Regions from separate parts of the Homo sapiens genome. Here region 2 is linked to region 1. A link is an interaction called in ENCODE POLR2A ChIA-PET data of the cell type or tissue named here. Cell type or tissue: Caco-2. All regions are shown on one strand. Links, peaks and the distances in the headings refer to the core of each region. The heading gives the core; the rest is flanking DNA. Region 1 overlaps SSC5D (scavenger receptor cysteine rich family member with 5 domains). Region 2 overlaps U2AF2 (U2 small nuclear RNA auxiliary factor 2).

Region 1 (7,239 bases), core at 1,988-5,987:
GCTCACCATGTTGCCCAGGCTGCTCTCAAACTCCCGAGCTTAAGCAATCCTCCCAACTCGGCCTCCCAAAGTGCTGTGATTACAGGCATGAGCCACCATGCTCAGCCGATAACCCTTTGTTTTAGGGTATATTTCTGCTGAGTCTTTCTGGGGTAAGGGTTCCAGTGGGGAGTCTGGAATCTGTCTCTTTACCCCAGGACAAATACCGTCCCAGTCTCCTCACCCCAGCCACGTGTCTCACCTGTGTCTCCATGGACTCTCAGAGTTGGAGGACTGCCTGGGCTCCTGGTGGTGCCAGCCCCAAGAGTTGGTCCTAGTTTGCCTGCGGTAGGGGTCCCCTCAGCCAGGCCCCTTCCTGATGGTGTGTCCCACGTCCAGGGAAGCTTGTAACCATCTTTGCTGCCTAGAGAGATATGGGGAAGAGGATTGAGTCTTCCAACTTCCCTTTGAGTTTGACTCCCCGTCTCTCTCCTCCTGGGCCAGCCCCAGTTCAGGCATCATCCCGTCTCAACTGCACCGCCACTGCAGCCCTACCTGACCTCGTGGAGACCTTCTCCATTCAGCTGGGATGTTTTTGGCTACCAACGACGGAAACGGTCACTAAACTAGCACATAAAATGAAGGGCATTTGGGCCTGGCGCCGTGGCTCAAGCTTGTAATCCCAGCACTTTGGGAGGCTGAGGCAGGCAGATCACTTGAGGTCAGGAGCTCAAGACCAGCCTGGCCAACATGGAGAAACCCCATCTGCACTAAATATACAAAAAATTAGCTGGGTATGGTGGCACACGCCTATAATCCCAGCTACTCGGGAGGCTGAGACAGGAGAATCACTTGAACCTGGGAGACAGAGGTTGCAGTGAGCCAAGACTGTGCCACTGCACTCCTGCCTGGGTGACAGAGCGAGACACCGCCTCAAAAAAAAAAAAAAAGGAATTTATTATTTTAATTCCTCAAGGCTCCTGCCCTAGCGGGGGAAAAACCATAACATCTTTATTAATTCACTGCCTGGAACATCTCTATAATACTATTTTTCCTTTTTTTTTTTTTTGGCCAAATGCACTTAATCTCTATATAATAGCAATTTTATATAACATATAAATGTATAATATATATACATATATGTATGCCATTTTATTTAGGGAGAATAGAATGATAATTCAGTCCTAGCTTTATACAAACAACAGCTTTCTTTTCTTTTCTTTTTTTTTTTTTTTGAGACCAAGTCTCACTCTGCCACCCAGGATGGAGTACAGTGGCGCAATATCGGCTCACTGCAAGCTCTGCCTCCCGGGGTCAAGTGATTCTCCTGCCTCAGCCTCCCAAAGTGAGCTACAGGTGTGAGCCACCGTGCCCGGCCTCAACAACAGCTTCCTTGAGATACAGGTCACGTATCATGCAATTCATCAGCTTGAAATTGCAACTGAGGGGGTTTACCCACTCACAAGCTTGCGTGACCATCGCCACAATCAAAATTGAGAACACTTTCATCACCCGAACAAAACACTCCATACTCATTGCCTATCCGAATCATCAAACCAACTTCCCCTGAGACCCTGGCCCCCCACACTGATCCTGGAGGCCTCTTAAAAACTGGCAGACACCTGCCCCTTTCCACCCTAAACCCTTCCATGAGTCCCCACGGCCCACAGACACCATCTTCCTTCATAACCAGCCCCTGCCAGCTTCTCCAGCATCGTCTCGTCCTACACGATGCTCTGCTCACGCTGGACCCTGACCTTGAGTTAGGAGGGCAGGTTTGCAGTGTTTAGGGAGACATGCCTGCTTCCACAAGCAATTCCACAAGGAGGTGCTGAGAAATCCTTACCCATGAGCCCAGGGATTCATGGGTACAAGGAGTTCATAGCAGCCATATTTGTGACAGCAAAACACTGGGAACAACCACAACGCGCAGGCTTTTCACACCTCCCAGCCTCTGCCCACGCTGCCGCCCCCACCCCGAATTCCCTTCCTCTTCATTTCCTACCCAACTGAGCCCGTTAGGATGTTTTCTCATTCCAAACGCAAAACCAGGCAGAAGGGCAGTGTCCAAGACCTTGGGCAAGTTGACCGATGTCGCCTTAAGCTCTGTGGCTAGTGGTCCCAATTACAGAAATCCCTTGCTCCGTTACCTGCTAAGACACTGCACGCTGATAGAACAAGGGTCAAATTTCACCCTGATGCCAGGCACAGCAGACACCTCCGTCATGCCTTCGTATTATTAACCATTCTTAATCAAATACCTTTCCATTTCTATTAGACACCTTAAAAGGGTAGCTATAAAATCCTACCAGATATCCATACCCATTAGGAAACCTGAAAAACCATTAGTGGTAATGGCCGGGTGTGGTGGCTCACGCCTGTAATCCCAGCACTTTGAGAGGCCGAGGCAGGCAGATCACCTGAGGTCAGGAGTTCAAGACCAGCCTGGCCAACATGGTGAAACCCTGTCTCTACGAAAAATACAAAAATTAGCTGGGCATGGTGGCGGGCACCTGTAATCCCAGCTACTCAGGAGGCTGAGGCGGGAGAATCGCCTGAACCCATGAAGGAGAGGTTGCAGTGAGCTGAGCTCACACCACTGTACTCCAGCCTGGACCATAGAGTGAGACTCCTTCTCAAAAACAAACAAGCAAACAAACATAAAAGCAAACCAAGAAACAAAAACAAAAACACCACCATTAGTGGTACTATTAATTAAAAAAGAAAAAAGAAAAAATAGTCCAGGGAAAAAAACCCATTAGCAGTGAATCACTAAAGATATATTTTCAGCTGGGCATGGTGGCTCACGCCTGTAATCCCAGCATTTTAGGAGGCTGAGGTGGGCGGATCACGAGGTCAGGAGTTTGAGACTAGCCTGACCAACATGGTGAAACCCCATCTCTACTAAAAATACAAAAATTAGCCAGGCGTGGTGGAACATGCCTGTAATCCCAGCTACTCAGGAAGCTGAGGCAGGAAAATCACTTGAACCTGGGAGGCGGAAGTTGCAGTGAGCCAAGATCATGTCACTGCACTCAAGCCTGGGCAACAAGAGCAAAATTCCATCTAAAAAAACCAAAAAGATGTATTTTCAAGATGTTGGGTTTTAGGAAGACTCCATGAAGAACACAAATCAAGCTGGGCACGGCGGCTCACGCCTGTAATCCCAGCACTTTGGGAGGCCAAGGCAGGTGGATCAGTTGAGCCCAGGAGTTCAGAACCAGCCTGGCCAACATGTTGAAACCCCGTCTCTACTAAAAATTACAAAAATTAGCCAGGTGTGGTGGGGCACACCAGTAGTCCCAGTTAACTGGGGGGCTGAGGCATGAGAATCACTTGAGCCTTGGAGGCGGAGGTTGCAGTGAGCTGTGATCATGCCACTGCACCCCAGCCTGGGTGACAGAGCAAGACCCTGTCACAAAAAAACAAAAAAAAAAGAACACAAATTGAAGCCGTCTTCCTTTTAAAATGGCAGCCTCCTGTGTACTCTCAGAATGCACTGTCGGAAATCTGGTTTCTCATTCTCATACGCGTATTTCTTTCTTTTTTTTTTCTTTTTCTCTTTTTTTTTTTTTTTTTTTTTTGAGACAGAGTTTCGCTCTTGTTGCAGTGCAATGGCAAGATCTCGGCTCACTGCAGCCTCCGCCTCCCAGTTTCAAGCCATTCTCCTGCCTTGGCCTCCCTAGTAGCTGGGATTACAGGCGCCTGCCACCATGCCCAGCTAATTTTTTTGTATTTTAAGTAGAGACAGTGTTTAACCATGTTGGCCAGGCTGGTCTCGAACTCCTGGCTTCAGGTGATCTGCCTGCCTCAGCCTCTCAAAGTGCTGGGATTACAGGCGTGAGACTCCGTCTTGGAAAAAAAAAAAAGAATAAAAAGATACACATAACTCTGGCTCATTCTGTGAACCTCTACGTACTACTCGATTGCATGGATATACAGCTGGGTATTAATCTATGCTCCTGTTGATGGGCATTTCGGTTACTCCCAGTGTTTTGCTGTCACAAATATGGCTTCAGTGAACTCTTTGTGCCCATGTCCTTAGGCTCATGGGCGAGAATTTCTCGACGCCTCGTTGTGGAATTGCTGTATGGAAGCAGATGTATCTCCTTAGATACTGCGAACCTGCCCCACTAAGTGCATGGGGATCCTCACTCACACCTTTATCCTACAGCCTTCATGCTGCCAGACGGTGTCATTTTTGCTGGTCTTATGGGGAGAGGGTGGCTGGGGAGGCTGCTGATTCACAAAGATGGCCAAACTGATGCCCAGAGAGGGCAAGAAACTTTCTTGGGGTAACACAGCTAAGGGACAGCATCCAGCTCCAGACCCCAGCAGATCTACCTGGTTCTAAATGGTTCTCTTTCCCTCTGGGTACATATCTCCCAAGTCTCACCCCTTCCTTCCCTGGCAAGCCTTTATTCATCCTTTAGGAGTTAGTCCACAGGCCATGCCCTCAGGAGGCCTCCCCCATCCCCTGTGGATGAGGCCATCCCTGCTGTATAGGAGTTAGTCCACAGGCCATGCCCTCAGGAGGCCTCCCCCCATCCCCTGTGGATGAGGCCATCCCTGCTGTATAGGAGTTAGTCCACAGGCCATGCCCTCAGGAGGCCTCCCCCATCCCCTGTGGATGAGGCCATCCCTGCTGTATAGGAGTTAGTCCACAGGCCATGCCCTCAGGAGGCCTCCCCCCATCCCCTGTGGATGAGGCCATCCCTGCTGTATAGGAGTTAGTCCACAGGCCATGCCCTCAGGAGGCCTCCCCCCATCCCCTGTGGATGAGGCCATCCCTGCTGCATGCGCCCTGGATTCTACAGACCTAATTCTGTCCTTCCCACTCTCCAAGGCTAGAGCCAGCAAGGGTGTGGAATCTGGAGTCTGAATCCAAGTTCAGCCTTTTGCAATCCTGACCTCTCCCTACCTCAGTTTCCTTATCTGTAAAATCAAGCTAAGGATAGGACTCACCTCACAAGGCTGCATGGGGAGGAAGGGAGTGTAACCACAGGATGCACTTTGAACAGCGCCTGGCCCATGGAGAGCACGCGATAAAATAGCAGCTACCATTATCCTCATCATCATCCAACCTCTAAAGTTAATCTCATATTTAGTCCTGGATCCTCTTCTCCCTGCATGACCTCATAGGGTGATAAACCTCCGGCGATACCCCAAGCACGGGTCTCCCCGGCTTCCCAGCTGGCAGTGGCGGGAACTACATTAGACACAGCTGTCTATCTGTGCAGTCACATCCACTCCCACAGCTTCAAATTCCATCTCGCTAAGTTATATCCTCAGCCCAGGCGCTCCCTGGACCTCCAGGATGCACAGCTAATATCTCCTGATATCCCCACTCTGGCTGCTGTGCCCCCACCTCACAGAGCTCCCCGACCTGGTAAAAGGTACCCGTTCCCTGCCTCCCTCTCCTCACTGTCCCCAACCCATCACTCAGCTCCATCAGCTCAAACCCCAGAATATGGCTTGAATACATCCACATCTCCCTTGGTCTCCACTGCCACCCTGATCAGAGCCATTGTCACTCTCCCCTGGACCTCCCGGGCTCCCTGCATCCACGCTGGCCCCTACAGTCCATTCCCCATCTCCCCCGCTGCCACCGTTTCCACCCAACACTCCGCTCTAGTCCCATCCACCTTGTTGCTATTTCTTGAACCAGCAGAGCATGCACCCACCTCAGGGCCTCAGGGCCTTCTCACTTAAATGGCACCTTCTTAGTAAGATGTCTCTTTTTTTCTTTTTTTTTTTTTTTTTTTTTTTGAGACGGAGTCTCGCTCTGTCACCCAGGCTGGAGTGCAGTGGCGGGATCTCGGCTCACTGCAACCTCCGCCTCCTGGGTTTAAAGGATTCTCCTGCCTCAGCCTCCCGAGTAGCTGGGATTATAGGCATGCACCACCACACCCGGCTAATTGTTTGCATTTTTAGTAGAGACGGGATTTCACCATGTTGGCCAGGCTGGTCTGGAACTCCTGACCTCAGGTGATCCACCTGCCTCAGCCTGCCAAAGTGCTGGGACTAGAGTGAGGCACCGCGCCCGGCCCGTAAAATGTCTCTTAACCATCCTTTTTTTTTTTTTTTTTTTTTTTGAGACGGGGTCTCACTCATCCAGGCTGCAGTGCAGTGGCTTGACCATGGCTTACTACAGCCTCAACCTCCAGGGCCCAAGTGATTCTTCTGCCTCAACCTCCCGGGTAGCTGGAACTACAGGAGCACGCCCCTGCTTGGTGAATTTTTTATTTTATTTTTATTTATTTATTTTTTTCGAGACAGTCTCTGTCACCCAGGCTGGAGTACAGTGGCACAATCTTGGCTCGCTGTGGCCTCCGCCTCCCAGGTTCAAGCGATTCTCCTGCCTCAGCCTCCCGAGGAGCTGGGATTATAGGCATGCACCGCCACACCAGGCTAATTTTTTTGTATTTTTAGTAGAGACAGGGTTTCGCCATGTTGGCCAGGCTGGTCTTGAACTCCTGGGTTCAAGCGATCCCTCTGCCTCAGCCTCCCTAAGTGCTGGGATTACAGACATGAGCCACCACACCTGGCCATCCTATTTTAAACTGCAACCCTCAGTCTCCCCTGCCCCTTCCCCTGCTTTGCTCCCTAACACTACCTCCCAGTAGTTAGTACATGCTCTGTCACACAGTAGGCATTTGACACATGAACTGACGTTTGTATCTCCAAACTCCATCATCCAGGAAGCCTGAAGAAATGCTGCTCCATAAAAATCCAAACTCCGGCCGGGCGCGGTGGCTCACGCCTGTAATCCCAGCACTTTGGGAGGCCGAGGCAGGCAGATCACGAGGTCAGGAGATCGAGACCATCCTGGCTAACACAGTGAAACCCCGTCTCTACTAAAAATACAAAAAATTAGCCGGGCATAGTGGTGGGCGCCTGTAGTCCCAGCTACTCGGGAAGCTGAGGCAGGAGAATGGTGTGAACCCGGGAGGCAGAGCTGGCAGTGAGACAAGATCACGCCACTGCACTCCAGCCTGGGCGACAGAGCGAGACTCCGTCTCAAAAAAAAAAAAAAAAAAAAAAAAAAAAAAAAAAAAAAATCCAAATTCCACAGGCCTCCAATCTCATCTCCAGTGTCTCTTAGACTTACAATGTCATCTCTCATTTGTTCATTCATTTAACAAATAACATAAAAATTAACTACTGAGTTTCAAGCACTGCCCTAGACACTAGGGATTCCAGATAGATCCATGATAGACAAGATAATATGCCCCTCGCCCAAAGATGTGTGTGCCCCAA
Region 2 (6,338 bases), core at 2,339-6,338, 160 kb before region 1:
GGCTCACTGCAACCTCCGCCTCCCGGGTTCAAGTAATTCTCCTGCCTCAGACTCCTGAGTAGCTGGGATTACAGGCACGCACCGCCACCATGCCTGGCTAATTTTTGTATTTTTTAGTAGAGATGGGGTTTCACCACATTGGCCAGGCTGGTCTCCAACTCCTGACCTCATGATCCGCCCGTCTCGGCCTCCCAAAGTGCTGGGATTACAGGCGTGAGCCACCTCGCCGGGCCGCCGATGCAATAAATTTAATATGCAAAACAGGTCAGCTGATCCCAAAGGCCAGGGTCTCTCCATTCCTTCTTCCCACAAATGTTTCCTCAGCCCCTGCTTGAGCCAAGCTCCATCCCAGCACCAGAGGGCAGCCCTGAGCAGCCCTGACATACCAGCTCAAGGGAAGGGGACTCTGGAGGGCAGTGGGCAGGAGCTGCAGTGAGAGGAGATGCCGTTGGCCTTCCCCATGCCCCTTTTCTAAGATGCTCCTTCCACCTCTCCAGCCGCCCTCCCCAACCCTGCTCTCCCTGGGCAAACCACTCCGACATCCCAAGCAGGGCCTCGACAGACACCTGAGTGTCCATCAGCCCTCATGCTGGGAACACAGACCTGTCCAGCTAATTTTTCCTTGACATCTCTACTGGGTGTCTCAGAAACCGCAAAGCCAGCTAGCTGCCCCCCACCCCCCGCTCACCCCCGACAAGGTGCTCATCACCCCTGCATCTCACCTGCCATCCCCACCATCAGAGCTGCCACTAAGCAGCTCATAGGCCTTCTCCTCCCCTCCCCACAAACCCACACCCATCACCAAAGTCTGGACACTTCCCAGGCACAAGTCTCCCTCAAATCCATCAACTTCTCTCCATCCCCTGCTACTACTTTAAATCAGATCACCATCTTTCACCAGATTATTGCGGGAGACCTCATTCATTTTCCCAACTGCAGCCACAATCACCTCAAAAATGCCACCACCACAGTCCTGTTTTCTCCTTCAAAAGGCCACCAACTCCAGGGGAAAGCCGAGCTGCTTCCATGACATAAGAAGGCCCCCACGCCCGATCTGGCCCTGCAGAGCCAGCCTTGGTCCTGACAAACCTGGCTGTGGCATCGCTTTGGCAAGACCAACCCTGCCAGCTCCCGGCAAGCCCTCCTGTCCACAGCACCCTCTCTGCCCTCCTGCTGATCCACATCCTGCCCTGCAGGGCTCAGCAGGGAAGCCAGGGCCAGGGGAAGTACCTGCTGTGCCTCCGCACCCACCCCCAACCTCACTATGTGGGGTCATTTCCATCTGCCAGGCGTGACCACCCTGGAGGCCTCTCAGTATTGCTTCCCTCCCATCTGGCTCAAAATAAGCGGTCGTTCCAAGACCCAGGCAGCCCTCCAAGGCCTGCCACTCAGCCCTGGCCCCACCACCTCGCTCACTCACCTGCTCACTGCCACCTCTTGACCTTGACCACCCTGAACGAACAGTACACCCAGGAATGCGGCCCCTGCCCCGACTCAATACGGCATGCAGGTCCTCTAACAGCTGCACGGACAGCAGGGTGCAGGGACAGCAGGGTGCACGGGACAGCAGGGTGCACGGACAGCAGGGTGCACGGACAGCAGGGTGCACGGGACAGCAGGGTGCACGGGACAGCAGGGTGCACGGACAGCAGGGACCTCTATTCACAACTGAACCCTCAGCGTCTAGATCAGAGCCTGGTACGATGGGAATTCCATACATACACCCAGCAAGGGGATCAAAGAGCAGGTCACACGCCCTCACCACCACCATCTCATGAGGCAGAGAGGTGAGGTGATTACACCTGTCACGGCGCTGGAGGTGACAGGACTTAGCAGAGTCTGAAATCAGACTCCGAGAACCTGAAACCTGCCAGTGTGAGCCACCCCCGCTGTGCCTGTCTCCTTCCACGATGGGGCTCAGGGGCTACGGGGAGGGCTCAGGGTGAGCACAGACACAGCTTCGGCAGGGTGCCTGGCACACAGGAGACACCAGCAGGTGTCTCGGGACTGTTCCCGGCACTCTTCCCCACTCCACAGACCAGGCAAAACCATTTGCACAAGCCAGGCCATATAAGGGGGAGCAGGGCCAAGTTCTACAGCGATACAGAGCTACATTCCCCAACTACTGTCTCGCCTGCAGGTCTTGGGCCCCCACAGGGCCACAAACCCCTCAGGGTCACCAACATCTCCCATGGCCCGGCCTGAGGGCGGCACTCAGTGATGGCATACACCTATACGCACGCGCTGCGAGAGGAGAGAGAGAGGAAGAAAGAGCGCGCGGAGAAGAGGAGGGGGAGAGGGTGAGGGAGCAAGAGAGGAAGAAAGAGGGCGCGGAGAAGAGGAGGGGCAGAGGGTGAGAGAGCACTGAGCCCGAGGCCTCCTGACCTTTCCGCAGCCGGGCACCTCGACGCCGTCCACAGGCCGGGGGATCTCGATGGACTTGACAAGCCCGTACTTGCTGCACTCGTCCCGCACGTCCTCCACGATCTCCTCATACTCCTCGTCGTCCAGCAGCTCCTCAGGCAGCACCATGTTCATGAGGCACAGGACCTCAGTCGGGTGGCCGCCCATCTGCACCTGGGAGCTCATCAAGCCCGGCACTTGCAGGGTCACAGGCGTCTGATTGATGGTGCTCTGTGGGGCCAGGGGAGGCAGCGGCGTCACAGGGGGCCCAGACCCAGTCTCCCTCTGCTCAAGCCTAGGCCCCTCACATGCCCCCCCAGGGGAAAGGCCATCTCTCCACTTCCAACACCTAAAGCCCGACTCCCCAACACTGCACTGAATGCCCCCCAAATGCCTTCCCATGAAAGCTGGGAGAAAGATCAGGAACACTTGTCCCCTACTAGCCAGCCCCTCCCACCCCCAGGGTCCCTCAAGCCAATGGAAGATGACGTGCCGGGGGGCTCACCAGCGTGGCATTCTTGGCTCCCACACTCGCCCTCTGGACCAGCAGCTTCTTATCCCCCAGCTGCATGCCGTTCAGCCCCGCAATGGCCTGTGTTTGGAGGATGAGGGGTCGGGGGGTGCGGGGAGAGGTGGGGTCAGGGACCAGGAGCCCGACACCTACCCCCAAGCCGGGGCATTGGTGGGGGAAGAGGGGAAGGCAAAGGGGATTAAGAGCCTGGAAAAAGCCAACGCCATGGGACAGGGACGAGCCCACACACAGGGCACTGCCTCAGGTTGGCCGCCTCCCGCCCCGTCCCCTGAGGAGGGGAGACCATGGCTTGGCAACAGCGCAGGGCAGGGAAGGACAGACGCGGCAGCGGCCAGCGACCGGGGACTCACCTGATCCGTGACGTTGATGTCCACGTACTCACAGAAGGCGTAGCCCTTGGAGAGCCCCGTGGCACTGTCCTTGACCAGGTTGAAGGCCTTGAGGGGCCCAAAGGATGTCAGCAGCTCTTTGACCTGCAGTAGCCGAGAGTCCATCAGGGCTGGGATGAGGTGGGGCGGGGTGGGGGGACGGGTCTGGAGGGAGGCAGGGAAGTTACCTGGTCATCGTTCAGGTAGTTGGGTAAGCCCCCGATGAACAGCTTGTGGGCAGAGTCGGGGACCACAGTGGACACAACCCCTATGGGTAGAGAAGAGGAGGACTTCAATTCCAGTACCAGGTTATCTCCCAAAACCTGGACAGTCTACGGCGAGCTCCTCAATTGCCAAAGAGAACACTTCCTGCCTGATCTGACGAGGGAGGGGTCGCCACGTGCCCACCCCACCCCAGCCTTATCTGACCAGTGAGGGTCCTGGGCAGTGGCACACAGAGGCTCCTCGGGGAGAACGCACCATGTCTCCCAAATCTGCCCAGCCTCAGGGGAACCTCAAACTAGAACATCCTCCAGAACGCTCCAAAGGCACAAAGTTCACACCCACATCTGCTACCTGCTGCTGTGGAATGCTGGCAGGTCACCTGGGCTCGGGACCTACTGGTGAGTCACAACACACCCCACCCCTTCTCTGACAGCCACCCAGGCAAGGCTCCCATTAAAGCTCAGTCCCGGCCGGGCGCGGGGGCTCACGCCTGTAATCTCAGCACTTTGGGAGGCCAAGGCGGGCAGATCACAAGGTCAAGAGATAAGACCATCCTGTCCAACATGGTGAAACCCCGTCTCTCTAAAAACACAAAAATTAGCGGGCTGTGGTAGCGTGCACCTGTAGTCCCAGCTACTCAGGAGGCTGAGGCAGAAGAATGGCGTGAACCCAGGAGGCGGAGGTTGCAGTGAGCCGAGATCACTCCACTGCACTCCAGCCTGAGCAACAGAGTGAGACTCCATCTCAAAGGAAAAAAAAAAAAAAGCTCAGTCCCTTCCCTTCACGCCCTGTCAGAACTGCAGGTGCCACTGCAGGGGTGCAACTGCCCTCACAGGGGTGGCACGACACGATGAGCAGCCGCGGCTGCCCGGGAAGTCTCAGAACAGCATCCGCAGCATTAGCTGCTCTGATCTCACTGGGAACTGTGGGCTGACTGTGGGATGCAGGATCCAGTGTCTTCGAGGGCTGACATACCAGAGTGGGGGCTTATCAGCTGAATTTACTGGCCCTCGATCCTGCCCTATCCACTGAACTCTGGACTCACAGACAAGTGCCTGCTGGTGGGATGATTCAACCTGAGACCCCACAGGCTCTGCCAATGTAACTTGACGCCGTCCTGTCAGATATCAGCTATGCCAGGCCCCGGTAACCAACCAGCCTGACTCCCAAGTTCAAAACCTAGGCCATATGGCCTCCCCTTCCTCTGCAGCCTCCACACCAAGTGTGAGTGGCCCCATCCCACCTCCATCCTGATGCTGGGAAGGAATAGGTAAGACAGGAAATGGGAAAGAGCCTCAGAAGCATGAGCCGCTGTGCCCATGGAAGGAGGGGAGATGCCCCCACACACCCTCTCCCACCTACTCACTCAAGCCCTTCCAGCCCATGATGACGCTGCCCCCACAGAACTGGAAGCACCAACCCAGCCAGCTCCAACCACCAGACTGGGGCCACACAGACCCCAGGAGACCCAGCTCCTATGCTACAGGGACAAGTAGCAGCAGCCCGGGAGCAGGAACACACACCGGGCACTCACCCCATGGGCCAGGCATCCTGTAAGACTTTCAACCTCCTACTGCAATGCTATACATACAGCACAGAAGGCAAAAACTGAGGCACAGAGCAAAGACACACAGGCAGGAAAAAGGCAGCCTCCAGAGCCCACACTCAGCTGTGACTCCCCACAGGCAGCATGGCAGGCTGCAGGCTCTGCCTGGGTCCAAGGAAGAATGGGTCACACTGGAAGCTCAGCCGCGAGCCCTGGCTCTGCCCGTCTCACTTGAGCAACACAGAGCCAAGGATACAAGAGTTGGGCTCCCTGGGTTCATGGCTCCTTGGGTTCAAGTCTTGTTTGTACCATATGAGCCTCCAAGGGCCTCAGTGTCTTCATCTGTAGAATGGGAAGAACCCTGGTGCCCATCGTGTGAGCCACGTGTGTGAGAACAGCTCAGGCCAAGTGCTGATTCAATCGAGGACGTGAGAACAGGCACGGCAGTCCCCATGGCCCGGGCATCTGCCAGACTCAATGCCCACAACAGGACCCACCCAGCCCAGACACACACTGTGAGCACTGTCAGTGGGGTCAGCCGCTGTTACATGACAACAACTTCAAAGGAATCTTCTCGGAGTCTTGAGTTCCTCCACTCATCACTGAGGACAAGCCCTGCTTGGCAGGGATGTTCCAAGAGTTGGGCGGGGAAACAGGGCCCCATACCTCTGCAGCGGCTGCATCTACAAAGCATCACACCTGGAGCAGAGGCTGTGTGGGGAAGACCCAGCAGGGATCCCCATTGTCCCGAAGCTCTTTCCTCATCTGTAAGATGGAGCAATGTCCCCTCCCATGGTGACCAGGCCATCTTGGTGCAGGGGGCGCCTGAGAGGAGCTCGGCAGCCACTATCACTGGGTTGCCCTCAGCTCAGCCCCTGCCAGAGCACCCCATCACCTTCAGAAGAGTCAAGCTCCTCAGCCTGGTAAGAGAAGCAACCTTAGATCCATAACCCACGGTTCCTATTCCCCAAGGCCCACCACACGTCCCTACCCAGGAAGGAGGCGCTGCACAGTGAGGCCAGCTGCACCGCCATCCATCTTTACTTACAAAAACAGGCAGTGGCCGGGAGCAGTGGCTCACGCCTATAATCCCAACACTTTGGGAGGCCAAGGCAGGTCACAAAGTCAGGAGTTTGAGACCAGCCTGGCCAACATGGTGAAACCCCATCTCTACTAAAAACACAAAAAATTAGCAGGTGTGGTGGCACATGCCTGTAATCCCAGCTACTCGGGAGGCTGAGGCAGGAGAATCGCTTGAACCTGG

The links. Peaks named below come from ENCODE experiments on the same cell type or tissue, not always from the same donor. Only the 100,000 strongest peaks of a DNase experiment are listed, where the experiment ranks them.
Region 2: POLR2A ChIA-PET joins it to region 1 with 13 read pairs; 6 of 35 experiments call an interaction of 5 or more read pairs at or near these places.

What each region holds. Positions count from the first base shown.
Region 1 is chr19:55,506,175-55,513,413 of GRCh38, reverse strand. SSC5D (scavenger receptor cysteine rich family member with 5 domains) reads right to left here. Exons shown (of 14, transcript NM_001144950.2): 13 at 242-403. Among named protein-coding and RNA genes, the nearest start is that of SSC5D, 21 kb to the right of the region's middle. RefSeq lists a silencer at 4,998-5,292. In Caco-2, for the core only: no CTCF peak of the experiment used is centred there; no DNase peak of the experiment used is centred there.
Region 2 is chr19:55,665,740-55,672,077 of GRCh38, reverse strand. U2AF2 (U2 small nuclear RNA auxiliary factor 2) reads right to left here. Exons shown (of 12, transcript NM_007279.3): 8 at 3,492-3,571; 9 at 3,286-3,408; 10 at 2,897-2,995; 11 at 2,386-2,634. Among named protein-coding and RNA genes, the nearest start is that of EPN1, 6.3 kb to the left of the region's middle. In Caco-2, for the core only: no CTCF peak of the experiment used is centred there; a DNase peak (open chromatin) is centred at 3,937.